Regions from separate parts of the Mus musculus genome. Here region 1 is linked to region 2. The links are chromatin contacts, found by POLR2A ChIA-PET in ENCODE. All regions are on one chromosome and are shown on one strand. Each heading gives the region's core, a stretch centred on a gene start or an enhancer-like site at or near the end of the contact. The rest is flanking DNA. Distances are from core to core; before and after follow the strand shown.

What was found. ChIA-PET counts read pairs that join two places held with the same protein, here RNA polymerase II (POLR2A).
Region 1: POLR2A ChIA-PET joins it to region 2 with 14 read pairs in embryonic stem cell. The contact joins the promoter of Agpat2 here to the promoter of Notch1 in region 2. POLR2A ChIA-PET finds 5 or more read pairs at or near these places in 4 of 5 experiments (Patski and embryonic stem cell).

What each region holds. Positions count from the first base shown.
Region 1 is chr2:26,600,041-26,606,913 of GRCm38, forward strand. Agpat2 (1-acylglycerol-3-phosphate O-acyltransferase 2 (lysophosphatidic acid acyltransferase, beta)) reads right to left here and starts at 4,377. Exons shown (of 6, transcript NM_026212.2): 1 at 3,989-4,377. The coding sequence starts at 4,170.
Region 2 is chr2:26,499,964-26,506,960 of GRCm38, forward strand. Notch1 (notch 1) reads right to left here and starts at 3,859. Exons shown (of 34, transcript NM_008714.3): 1 at 3,535-3,859; 2 at 1,918-1,996. The coding sequence starts at 3,595. Gm35978 (predicted gene, 35978) reads left to right here and starts at 3,964. Exons shown (of 2, transcript NR_132655.1): 1 at 3,964-4,866; 2 at 5,201-5,384.

The DNA of each region.
Region 1 (6,873 bases), core at 3,127-5,626, 100 kb after region 2:
CACTCTACAAAGGCTGCACAAATTCAGGTCAGCAAGGTTAGTGACCTGTCCCCAGGAATGAGGAAGCCACGTGGACCCAAGTCCACCTCCTAACACTGCTTCCAGCAGTGAGGTGAGGTGTGTGATCAGAGGGCACCCTGGGGCGGGACCATGGTTTCCTATACTGCCAACTGAATCTGTTGGGTTCCAGTAGTCCATCCTGTCCTGTTTGCCTGCTTTGTTAGCTTGGCAGTCTGGCCCCACCCAGCAAGTGACTCCCCTGAAGGGATGTGTCATTCCTAGTATGACAGCCTGAGCTGCCAACCTAGTCTAGTCCTGAACACCCTATCCGTTCCCCCCTCAAGGAGCTAGGCCCCAAATCCTGCACCTAGGATGCGATGCCATGTGCTCTAGTCCCCGCTCCATGTCGGGACTTGCTGCCTCTTTAGTGTTATCTCAGTAGAGGCAGAGTCAAAACCATCAGAACCCCAAGAGCCTGGGGATGATGCGTGCCCAGCCTGTTGCTCTGGAAGCATGGCTGCCAGCTGTCAGGCAGTGCTTCCCCCACCCCACAGCCCACCCCCGTGCCCCTGGACGCCTCCTGAGCTCGTTTTGCACCAGACAGTCTGTTATTCAGTCTGGATCAATGCATTCCATCTATGACCTGACCTCTGTTTCTGTTACCACTTGTGCAAGGGGAAGGATGCAAAGAGCTACCTTGCATGAGGCTGGCTGATGTAGTAACTCCACTCTGCGGGCCTGTACTAACAGTAGTCTATTGATTGGGACACAGAACTAGAACAAGAGTAACTTCAGGAGAAGAGCCCTTTGACCTGCTCAGGTCCCTCCCATACCTGCCCAAGGCAGTTGAGAAGCAGTTCAAGGTCAGGGCCTACGCCACAGACTCATTGCCCTCATGGAAGGTCAATGCCCTGACTAGACTCTTGCCCTGACTTCTGGCCTTGAGTTTGATGGGTGGAGACCTGCTAGATTAAAAATGGGAGCTTCAAGGGCCAACCAGGGCTACCTTGCTGGAGAATGGCAGGTAGGGGAGCCACTGATGGGCCTGGCTTAGGGGATGGGAGATCCTACTAGGGCCACTTGGCAGAGCAGTTTTCTGATAAGTGTCCAGGAGTGAAGAATAACATAGGGGCAGGAGATTGGGGCTAGGATAGGACTTGTAGCCTGGGCAAACACCAAAGAGAATGAAGGTAGTAGGTGCCAGGGGGAGGGGTAAGGGGAGGGGTAGGGGAAGAGAGAGAGAGAGAGAGAGAAGGAGGAGGAGGAGGAGGGGGAGGAGGAGGAGGAGGAGGAGGAGGAGGAGGAGGGGGAGGAGGAGGAGGGGGAGGAGGAGGAGTGGGGACTGACCCATTACCCAAAGGCAGCCAGAGCTAGGCTTCACTGTTCTCCACAGGTCAAGATGGCATCATTGAATCAGGAGAGGAACATGTTAGCAATGTTCTACAAAATTCTGTTTCTGCTAACCTACAAACGGCCAGGACTTTCCAGGATGATGCTGACTCTTATAGCCTAGGCAGCAAGAAGGGGCTTAGCCAGGGCTCAAAGCTAAAGTTCAGCCTAAAAACTAAGACTAGTTCCTGCAGGTGCTAGGTATCCATTGCCCCCACCCCTCACTCTCCACAGATGCTTGGATGAGATACAGTGTAGTCACAGGCTGCAACACTGGAGCTCTAGGTTAGGAAGGAGGCCTGTTCTTATTTTACTGGGGTCATGGTCTCACTTACTCACTCACTCATTCACTTACTCATTCTGTGTGTGTGTGTGTGTGTGTGTGTGTGTTTTAGGTCTAAATTATTCTTGTTAAGGTGACCCAACTTTGCAGCTGAGCAAAATTCTATCCAGCCTCCCTGGGCTTTACTATCCCCTTGTCGAATGCTATAACCAAGTCCCCTGTCCCCTGCCTCCTGTCACCCAACTCTGGTCTGTATACAGGGAAGGGCTCCACATGTACAGCCCTTCCTTGGTCTTAGCCCCTAAGCCACGTCTGAATAGTCAAACTTGGTCTCTGTGTTTCTAATGCTGTTCCTTGCATCTCAGAACTCTAAACCAAATGACAAAGGCTTCCTTTAGAAACCAGGTGCAGACCAGGGCTGTCCTTCCAGGAGCTCAGGATCTGGCTTACAGCCCTTTAGTGCCTTAAATTAATAACATCACTCAAGAGGCAGAGGCAAGTGGATCTCTGAGTTTGAGACCAGCCTGATCTACAGAGTGAGTTCTAGGACAGCCAGGGCTACACAGGGTTTTTCTAAACTCTCTCTAGAAAAACAAACAAAAAAACAGAACAATAAGATTAGCCCTTAGTATAGCAGTCATCAACCTATGGGTCTCGGCTTCTTTGGGGGTCAAATGCCCTTTCACAGGGGTAGAATATCAGATAACTTGCATATCAGATAGTTATGATTCATAAAAGTAGCAAAATTACAGTGATGAAAATAATTTTATGGTTGGGGGGGTCACCACAATATGAAGAACTGTTTAAAGGGTCATACAGCATTAGGTTGAAAGTCTCTGCCTTAGAGTGACTGTATGCAGCACCCTTGGAAAGCATCACTATAGCTGAGCCGGCACCAAGGGAATTTATTATAGAATTTATTATACACTGGCCCTCTGGGGTTCGGTTCCCAGAGCACCCTGTCCTGGCTGGGGGGATCTTGATCCCTTGCCTCCTTCTTTCCAAACTCTCCCAGTCCGCAAACCTTTCTGTCAAATTGCTTTTCTGAACCTCAGTCCCATCTGTTGCCCAGGCAGAGTAGCATCTGCAACCCAAGCTTGGCTGGCCTAGGCCAGGGAGGCACGAGATGGGGATGAGTCCATATGTGGACTGAGCAAGCCTCCACCTCCTAGCTAGTCAATCCCTTTCTTTTCCACTCACCCCTCTCTACGGTCATCCCTGGAGGATGTCATGCTTGCAATACTCCAAGGGCCCTGCTGTTCCTATCTCAACTCATCGCCTTATGAGGATTTAAGACAGGAACCCTAAGACAGGGTGGGGAGGTGGGGAGCAGGCCTCCCCACCCTGTTCTATGCACCGTGAAAAGTGCATAGCTAGGGCACCCTTGTCTTCTGTGCAAGGGTCTCCTCTGCATGTCTGCTCCCTGGGACACTGGATAGTCACTATAAGCACCTGAGAAATGAGGGCTGGGACCCACAAAATATGGCTGGTCAGGACAGCATCCTAACCCCAAAGACGACCAGATACAGCCGAGAGTCAGGAAACCATCATTCACAGTCCTTGTAACTACCGCGGGGGAGGAGGGGCTTCAGGGGCACAAGGTCCGAAACACCCAGGCAAGGCCAAGGCCAGGACATTGCAAAACCCACCCTCTCAGCAGTCCAAATGGGGCAGAAAGAAATGTAGCAACAGTCTCCTGGGAGTGTGGACAGGGAGAAAGGACTAGAGGCTTTTTCTCTCGGGCAGCCCCCATTGCAGGACAACCTAGCCTGATCTCCATACCTGTACCTTTTGCTTGTCCACTAAGCTTCCCTGCTCTGGGAGATGGGCAGAGGAGGATTCTGGCCACAGCCTCCTTCCTTTATTGCTAGCAAGCCAGGTCCAAAGACAGTTCGGCCCCCACCCCCCAGAAGAGGAAGTTAATGACAAGGAGAACCTGTGGCTACAACCTGGGCACAGGTGTCTTCTAACCGGCAGAGAGGTGGAAGCACGGACCGGAAGCCTGGCTAGGCTTCGGTTTCCCTGCTGGTGAAAGTGGGATTGGGCCTGTCCCACCTTCGCTCGGCCCCCTCCCTCTCCCAAAGCTAGCGGCGCGCGCAAACCCGACACTCCACGCTGCGCGCAGGGGGCGCCGCAGGGCCGAGCCCTACAAGCGGCGCACATCGTGACACGCGCCCCTGGGACGGGAAGCCGCGTCGTCGGAGGCTCCGGACCGTGGGGACGGCGGGGCGGGCGGGGCAGGAAGGAAAGAACGCGAGGAGCTCAGAAGTTAGGAAAGCGGAAGCGCGCGCCCATCCCGGCGTCCGGCCCCCTTGCCTCATGTTATCCACGGTGCGGCCGCCGTGGCGCAGCAGGCAGACGATCGAGGCCGCGGCGGAGAAGGACAGGCAGAGCACGCAGTAGAGACCGACCTTGGCGTAGAACCTGGCTGTGCGGCTCAGCTGCACAAGCAGCAACAGCAGCAGCAGCGCCGCCGTCAGCCATGGCCACGGGTCCATGGCGGCCGCACCCCAGCCCCGACGGCGCCGCCGCCCTCCACCCGCCGCCCGCGCCCCTTTTGAGGAGCGCCGAGGGTAGAGGGCGGGCCAGGCTGGAAGCCCAGAGCTAGGTGCGGCCGTCCCGCCCTGTTCCCGCCCCTCCGGGCCTGGCCCTGCCGGGGGGCATCGCGCCCCGCTCCGCCCCGCCGCGTCCTGGACGCGGACCCCGCCTCCCTCGGCCCTTCGGGTGTCACCCTCTCCGCCCCGCCCCTCCCTGCCACCCTGCCCCTTGCGGCAGGACATTGAGGTTCCCTCACTCGTCCCGCGGCTCCCATCTCTGAGCTGCCGGGTGGCCTGGGCTCTGGCGTTGCCTCCCACGCCCCTGCACCGGGGCTTGCGGCCACAAGTCCCCAGCCTGGCACCGCAGCTCCCTAAGGGTGTGCAACCGACCTAAGACGTGCCCATTATGCCAGTCTTGTCACCACACAAAGGACCATTGACCGGCTACTGAGTGACCAATGGTTACCTGACTAGGCCACCTGGCTGGTGGCCTGGGCCCTTTAGGTTCCCTTGAGCAGGGAGACTGAAGCCCTATTCCCATGATGCAACGAGCTGGGGGAGGCAGAAGGAGTAGTGAGAGTTTTGGAGTGGGGGTGTCTCTGGGGTAATGTGGCACCGGGGACCTTCTGATGCCCGGCCAGCAGTGTGGATCAGGCGATTGTGTTCCCATGCGCACTGTGTTCTAACCGCCAGCCTGTAGTTGGTGCTCACTGGGACACTTGTAGTAAGAAGCCTTGGGCTTGCAGGCCAGCCATATACATCCTTCCTGATCATGTTCTCAGAGCAGATGTCAGTGACAAAATGCATCTAGCTTCTTTTTTGGTGAGGTTGGTCTGCACCTAGGTGTGGAACTCAGCGATGGCTGTAGATATTAATGTGCCCACAGGCTCCCCTATATCCAGGCATTCTGAGAGAATCTCTGGTTTTCTCAGATCCGGAGAGATGATAATTTTAATATCTACCTATATAACTGTGCTTAGCTTTTTTTTTTTTTTTTAGACTTATTTTATGTATGCGAGTACACTGTAGCTATAGGTTGTGAGCCTTCATGTGGTTGTTGGGAATTGAATTTTTAGGACCCCTGCTCGCTCCGGTTAGCCCACTCAACTCTGGTCAACTCTGCTCCCTCAATCCCTGCTTGTACACCAGAAGACGGTGTCAGATCTCATTACCGGTGGTTGTGAGCCACCATGTGGTTATTGGGGCTTGAACTCAGGACCTTCGGAAAAGCAGTCAATGCTCTTACCGGCTGAGCCATTTCGCCAGCCCTGTGCTTAGCTTTTAAAGCAGGGCCAAAGCTGTGCCAGGGTGGGTAAGGAACCACCAGGAGTCACTCCAGCTTCAGGCTTCTGTGCTCATGAGGTTGCAGGCAGGGTGAGCTGCAGGGTTTCAGCTTCTCTGGTAGAAGACCCAGATATGCTTGGAGAGAAGGGGGGGGGGGAGAGGGGTGCTACGGGGCTGCTAGGATCCCAGCTGAGATCTCCAAGGCATCAGGTCCTCACAGCTCTGCAGCCCCCTCAGGAATGTATGCTGAGTCCTTCCTGCCTTTTAATTCTAACCAACCTGGTGTCCTTTTTATTTATTCATTTAGCGTATTGGTTTATGTTTTTAAGGTTTTTTGTTTGGTTTGGTTTGGTTTGTTTTTTTGGGGGGTGGGTTGTTTTTGTTTTTTTGAGACAGGGTTTCTCTGTGTAGCCCTGGCTGTCCGGGAACCTACTCTGTAGACCAGGCTGGCCTCGAACTCAGAAATCCACCTGCCTCTGCCTCCCAAGTTCTGGAATTAAAGGCGTGTGCCACCACGCCCGGCCGTCTTTAAGTTTTAAAGGTTTATTTTATGTGTGTGAAGTGTTTTATGTGCATGTATGTATGCATACCATGTGCATGCCTGGTGCCTGAGGAAGTCAGGAGACAGTGCTGGCAACTGAAACTGGGTCCTCTACAAGAGCAGCAAGTGCTCTTACCCACTGAGCCATCTCTCCAGCTCCTGTTGGGTTTTTGAACCCACCTTCAAACTGCTTACCTAGCCGGGGATGACCTTGGGCTTCTAAATCTCCGGCTCCCACCTCTCAAAGGAGGTTGCCACCATGCCAGGTTGAGGGTGATGGGGGTCACACCCAGGCCTTTGAGCAGTCATGCACTCTAGGCAAGCAGGTTATCAATTGAACTGCATGTGATCCCAACACAGACCACGACTTACTATTTTAAGGCAAGGTCTCACTATGTTGGCAGCTGGTCTTCTCCATACCTTGATGTGGGCTCCACGTTCTTCTTGGTATTTCATTCTTCCCTTGGGAGGGTCTCCGTTGGGATTGTTGGGATTTGTTACCCTCTCCTTCTTCCCCCTGTACTGTTCTGCCCTCGCATATGTAACAGTTCTCAGTAGATTCCTCACAAGAGCTAAGGTAACCCCATTTTACTGATGTGTAGATGAGGTAAGATACCAGCCAGGGAGTGACGGAGGAGGAGGAGGCTGGCCCCACAGACCAGCCAGGGTTTGGAGACTACCCTGCCCTTCTGGGCCCAAGGGAAGTGGTGGCAGCTTGAAGAAGGGCTTTGGTTAAGTCTGCGGCCTCCCCAGAGGCAGGGCAGTTTGTTTGCCTCTAAGAGAGGCAGTCTCTTGACTTCTCTTCAGCCTCTTCCCCCTTTTAGCCCACTAAGTGTTGA
Region 2 (6,997 bases), core at 2,609-5,108:
ACCCTCAATCACCCAAGCCTACACAGTGACACTGGACCCCTCTATGGATTGGCTATAAAGCCCCCCAAACTGCACAGTGCGCCCAGACCTGTGCCTATCACCAGCCAGGCCTGGCTGTAGCCTTGGCCTCCAGCTCTGCTGACCAGAAGTGAGCATATCTCTTTCATCTCACTGGACTTACGGAGTGAGCACAATGGGGCCTCTGTGGATAGAACTCAGTGGAACTCTGAGCCAAACTGAAGCAAGTTTTCTGCCAAGGAGGAAGGGCCTTAGGATCTAGTGCAAGACAGAAGGCCTGGCACCAAGAGCCTTTCAGTGGCCTGGCTTGTAATGCAAGGGATTTGCAAGCAGCTTCCCCAAGTTTGGGAGGTGGGGAAGAAAGCACAGCACCATTGGGCCTTTGGCTTGAAAGGTGTCCATACAGATACTAAGATACAAGCTATTAGTGGGACTACAGCAAACAGACTGTACCCCATGCACAACTCTACCAAGTGACTGGCAGGCAGCAGACCAGGCTGTGCCCCTTTCCTGGCGGGGCTAAGAAGAAACTACCCTCAATTGCCCCAGTCTGGCAGGACCCCTCCAAGTGCTGAGCAGAAGAAACCTTTCAGCCCGCCCTGCCAGTGAGGCAGGCAGACCAAGGAGCACAGAGGCGAGGAAGGGGGTTGTACATTCTGGGAAGCCACGCATAATTAATCACACAGCATTAATCGCCTCCCAACAATAGCTGCTGCCCTTCTACTGAATCCCAGCTGTCGGCCTCTGAATGGAAGGAAATAAGATTTAGGGCATCAAGCGTCCGTGAGGCTTCTGCAAGGGGGAGAAAAGGCCCCCCCCAAAAAAAGCAAAAAAAAAAAAAAAGTAGTGTGCATTCATTAGTGTCTGACAGAGGCACAATCGGCTTTGTCCAATAAACTGCTCACAGACCTGCTTAATTGGCTTCAGTACAGGGCGGGCCAGCCAGGGAGGTGGGGCTGCAGCCCACAGGCTGGGTACTGGAGGCAGCAGCACCCGTTGTCAAGGGGATGAGCCATTCAGCAGTTGGAATGAGGGCGTGCCATGTAGGCTGGAGCCTTCTCTGTCTCCAGCCTCCAGGGGAGGCCTTAGCCTCCAGCACCTTGCTAGTCTCATCAGGGAGGAACTCAAGTTGAAGGGCGCTAGCCCTAGCGCCAAGCAGAGACTTCCCCCAGCTGCCTAGTCCTTGAGAGCAACCTGGCCGGGATCCTTCCCAAAAGGAGTTCCCAACATGGAGCAGACCTTCCCATCCCCAAGTCATACCCATTTCACAGTTGGTGACCTGAGGACAAGGGCCCGTGGCACAGAGTCCAGAGGTGGGTCTTGTCTTAAAATAGGCACTTTTCACTGGGCAGAGGCAGGCAGATTCCTGAGTTCAAGGTCTATATAGTGAGTTTGAGGACAGCCAGAGCTACATAGTGAGATCCTGATACAAAAAAACAAACAAACAAAAAAAAACAAAAAGCACCACCAACAAAACCAGAACACAAACCAACAACACGGGTCAATTTCCTTCCTAGTGCACTCCTGCTCAGGAAGAGGGATCCCAGGTGACAGGGGGTGGGGGTCTCAGACTCTCTCGGTAAGTGTCCCAGAACGAATGCTCATCATCCAAAACAACTGTTTCTCAAGCATTTTAAATAAGAACTAGGGCACCAAGAATTCCCAGGAGCCTGAGGGCCCACGAAGGAGTGTGCCAACCTCCAGGGGCCAGAGTAGCTCCACACGCGGCATAATTGCTGGTGATTAAGTAATTGCCAGACTTTGTCCAATAAAAGTCAGCACGTGACTGCACTCAGCCTCGGGGCTGTCTTCCGAAGACAATAGCCCAGTGTTCTGTCCCCAGAAGGCAGGGGCTCTGCTCTGACAAAAGCAACAGGTCCCCTCAGGGGCGGTACTCACACACAGGCTTCAGTGCCGTTGGCCACTTCGCACCTCCCTCCATTCAGGCAGGTCCCACTTGGCTGGGAGCATCTCAAGCCTGGGGGAAGGTCAGAAGAGAGAGGTCAGGCTTGGTTCTGGGCACCTAACTCCTTATAGTCCTGATGGTGGACGGAGATTAAAGCCATGGTGCCTATGCACTAGAGTTATTGGCAGTCCTGAGGGGGTGCGGGACGCGGTGGGGGGGGCGGCTTACGAATCAATGTTCTGCTCACAGTATTGTAGTCAAAAACTAGTGGGGAAAGGATAGGCTGGCTAGGTGGCAGGTGTACCGCCCCACTCATAGTGAGGCGAAGTGGACGGCAACAGAAAGACTTAGCAAATTCTCCCAAACTTCTAACCACACAGCCAAAGTGGGAGGGGATTAAGGTGCCCAGCAAAGCCCCCCGACAAGCCTCCACCCTTGCCTCAGTTCAAACACAAGATACGAGGGGACCGCAGGAGGGAGGGGGTGGCCACACTCAGCTCCCCGGATCGTGGGAAAAAGCGACAGCTGCGGAGCCCGCCACCCCGCCCTCCAACAAAGCGCCGGCCCGGGAATCAGAGCGGCCCATTGTCGCGCCAGGGCCGCCTCCTGGGGCAGCGGGGCCGCACCCGGAGACCTGCCCCGCCTACTCCGACACCCAATACCTGTTCGCAGGCATCTCCAGGGGCAGCCCCCGCCGCACCCAGGGAGGGGGTCTTAGAAACCCCACTTAGAAGGAATTCCACCCCGTTCTCGGGAAGGGGCTATTATTAATCAAGCCCCTCCCACGCCATCTTAAAGAGCTCTAAAAATTAAGCCTCGATGTAGGGCTGAGCTCGAGCGTCACATAAAACCCCACTTTTAAGGAAAGGGCAGGCAGTTCTCTCCTTCGATTACTGGGAGAAGAGTGCAGTTGGTTACTACAACAGGAGTACCCCGTTCTGTGAAGCCGGAAGGGAAATAAGGGCTCCCCTCTCCGGCTCCCGTTCCAATCAGCACAGGATTTTCAAACTTCCGAAATGAGTCAGTCCCACGCCCACCCTAGGCAGCAAGCCGCCTGCACATCGCCCCTCTTCGAAAGTTTGATTCCGGCTAGGGGACAGCGATCCCAAAACCCCATACTAGGAGTCCAGGGCACATCGTCTCTGCCCCGCTCTAAGTAAGCAACGAGAGTATAGCGCCCCTGACCTCACACTGCACCCCAACATCCGCCCTAGCACGGGCCGGAGGCAAAGAAGAATGAAAATAAATGGTCCCAAGAAGCAACAGGAAACCAAAACCGATTCGATTCAAATCGAAAAGTAGAGGCGCAAGCAGCATGTCCGCCCCCGCGGCGAGCCCCAGGAGCGTCTACCCAAGTGCGAGCCAGGGTTGGGCCTCCGGGGCCCCATACCACACTTCCAGCGTCTTTGGGCGCTATGAGAAAAGTGGGTACCCCTGGAAAGAGAAGGGTCCTCCTCACACGCCAGGACACCAGGTCCCACGGTCCCGTCCACCCGCTCTGGCTCTCAACTCTGGCAGCTGGTCCCTTACTCCTATCTACCCAAAGCGTGCGCAGGGCGCAACAGAAGTTTCTGAAAGGCGCCCGAAGTTGCGGGCTCGCGGGAGCCTACCTCTTGCGGCGAGCGCGGGCAGCAGCGTTAGGCAGAGCAAGGGCGTCAGGAGCCGTGGCATGCCTGCTCGCCAGCTGCCCGCAGCCCGGGCGGCGGCCTCTTGGGGTGGCCGGCGGGGATCGGACGTTGACGCACACCACCGGCGGTCCCGCAGGCGTCCACCCTCTGATGCCCTCTTTCCTGGCGGGTGGGCGGCGCTGGGCTCTCAGCGGCGCTGGGCCCTACAAGGCACCCGGGCTCGTTCCTTCACTGCGCTCGCACCCGCGCCCAGCGCCCGCGCCCTGCGCCCCACGCCCCTGCGCTCCCTCCCGCGGCAGAGGCACTAGTGAGGCTCTGAGCGGGCGGGCGCTCCGCCCCTATGGGGGCCCGCCCCTGCCCCGCCCCATCCCAGCGGGCTCCGCCCCTGGTTCCTGCGAACCCTTACCCCCTTGTGGACCCTGTCCCTCCCAGCGCTTTGGTGGGTTCTGCGCCTGTCCGGGCTAGGGAGCGCGTCCCGAGCCAGGATCTAAGGATCTTATGGTTCGCAAGACAAGGAGGAATGGAGGGGTGTATGGAATGGGCATCTAGGAACTACTTCTTGTTCGAAAGTTTACAGAGACCAAAAGTTTGAGCTGGCGCTGCGGAAGGATCAGGCTTTGTGTGTAGCCGCCCTCTGCGACATTTGGCCAGAATTTGCATTTCAATAGTAGAGGAGGTACGGGTCTTGTGGGAAAGGAAAGCTGCACGGGGAACCAGCTCCATCCTGGAGTTAGGTCTAGGACCGTGGGCAGGAGCAGCTGAAGTCAAGTTTGGGGGGAATCCTGGGGCAGGAGTTTAAATGTGGCGCCCTGGCAGCGTTGCGCGTGTCCTGTCCCTAGGGCTCCACTCCTGGGAGCTGTTTGGTCTCGGCTATAGGCATCAGGAGGATTGAGGCCAGGCACTCTTAGCCATGACTTCCGGAACGCTTGACCTTAAACGATGATGGCGTCGCGCCCGCAGCCTCTGTAGAAGGGAGTTCGGGGCTCCCTAAGGGAACTCCCCAAGGACTAGTGCCTTGCTGGACAGATTGCGCTCTCGATTCCCAGCAGGAACCCGAGTCTAGACGTTCCACGGTCACCCTTCTCACTGGTCCCTGGCTGTGTCCGACTTAGGTGGCCTGGGAAAGTGCAGAGTTCCAGTACAATGACTGCTAGCGTCAACACAGCCTCTCATGCTTTATCTCCACCTTGATGTTTGGACATCCTGTGCTAAGCTGCTTAGCACTGGGCGTCCAAGATGCCTTCCTTATCCCTTTGCAGTTAAAGTTCAATGGAATCTGGAACGAACAACACCTCCCCATCCTAAAACACGGTGGTGAGTTCAACAAGGAATAAGGGCCCCAGATTATATTGTCCTAGGACCCTCCCATCTCCCTTGACACACCTGTTCCTGAAAGGCACTAAAGGGCCAGTGCCAACAGCTGTCCAGCCCCCATCTCCTGCTCCTCTCAGAAACTGGCCTCAAGCCTGGGGGTTAGCAGCATGGGGTCAGTACCCGAGAGAAAAAGCGCCCAATGCTACAGAAATATTTATATAAGAGATCTGCAGCTCCAGAGAGCAGTTCCATAGAAGGAACGCCTGACTGCAAGTGCCTCTTCTGAGATGGGTCCTGAAGGCCTCTAACTGCTTATGTGTCGACTATATTCCAGCTTTGTCAGCAGGCAGCCTGACTTGGATACAAAGAAGGCCTTATCCTTCTGGAGTCTGGAGACCTGCGCTGACCTGGCGACATCTGCCTACCTGCCATCCCGTCTGTCCATGGGTGTCTGTATCTCTTCCACTGTCTTTGTCTAGCAATGAGTATGGCTGCACAGCAGACCAGCTGAACACAAACACTTGTTGGCTCTTTTTATAAGTAGAGGCCAACCACACAGGCAGGAGAACTTAGCTGTGGAACCCTGGGACAGCTGAGCCAGAAAAATGGCCTGGGTGGGGGGCAGGGCTCAAGTTCTTGGCAAGTGGGTGTGAAGCTGTTTCACACAGTAGACAGGAGATATTGGTCCTTCTAGTCCTGTGTCTACCAGGAAAAGGGCTTGGAGGGTAAAAACAACCAGCCAACCAACAGAAACAACAGCAACAACAACACCACACACACACACAACACACACACACACACACACACACACACACCAAAACCAAAGCTGTCACTCTTCCTGCTAAATACTCACTCAGCCTCAGATGTTCTGTTGCTGATAGACCTGTAACATTGTAACCACCTGCATCTGCATCGCATCATGAATGCAGACCAGCATGGCCTGGTTGTCCTGGAGGGAGCAGGTCTGTATGCAGGTATGATGGGCAGCATAGAGTCCCAGGAGTACCAGGGGGGTTAGGCCTCCGGAGCCTGGGCTACAGGTGCCTCTCCCTCCTGCAGGATCTCACCTTGTGCCTTGTGGGACCCAGAAGTTAGGGTGCAGGTAGAATGAGACTACCCAGTTCTCAGGAGAGGCTCAGAGATGTCCCTAGGAGAGTAACTGTCAGTCAAGCCAGTTCAGGGCACATGGTATGCTTGGGTGGAGTGACAAAGAGGACAACACAGGGAAGGGGTGCAAGCATGAAGTGGTCCAGGGTGTGAGTGTTCTGTCCTGAGTGGGGTGCTGTCAGAACAGGCAGCTACAGGAACATTCCAGATCACCACCCTCGGAATCCCACTGCTTACAACGCTTGGACTTAGCGATCCAAGAAGTGTCCAACCTAAAGGGTGCTTCCTTCTGACCACTGTGTCCACCACAGCGTGTCTGTCTTCTGGTGGACCCCTGAGCTGGATCCCTGGACTCTGAATCATAGCTACTAACTGACTAGCTTACTTTGGGCCCTTCAAGGCTCTAGGCCTCAGTTTTCCCCCTACTAAGTCAGTAGCTTCCAGTCTACTCTTTCTACTTTAAGTACTGCTTTGAACATTTTTCAGAGGTTTGACTATATCTCCATATGTGCTTTCAATGGCCTGAACTGTTGTTCCAGACAGGCAGGCCAGGGCTGGCTCCCTTGTGACTGGTGTTGGTTACCCCAGCTGTGCCAGTGTGAAAGCACATTCCAGGACCCCTGTCTTGCAAGATGCCCTCTCAGTTCTGGGCTTTCTTCCCAAAAACCCTTGTCAGCTAAGCCTTGGTGATACCTTGTCTGCTTGGGTCTCTGTGGAAGGTCCTGGCCCTGCTGGGTCTCAGTACCAAATACCCAGAAAGGCTTGCTGATTGACACATAACTTAGGGAAACCGAAGGCAATATACCTGGGCCAGCAGGCAAGGTTCACAGGGGTATTGACTAGCCCTTAAGCAAGGGGCAGAATCTCCCTGAGCCATCTACAAGGTCAAGGGCCCTGTGTATGGCTGAGAGCCTGCCTAGGGCTTCCCAGTGCCCAGGAAACCTAAGAAGGAGCAAAACCTCCTAGAAGCAGGCCCTGCTGTTCTCCTACTGTGGGGAGGCCCAAGCGTGTGCTGCCTGGGCAA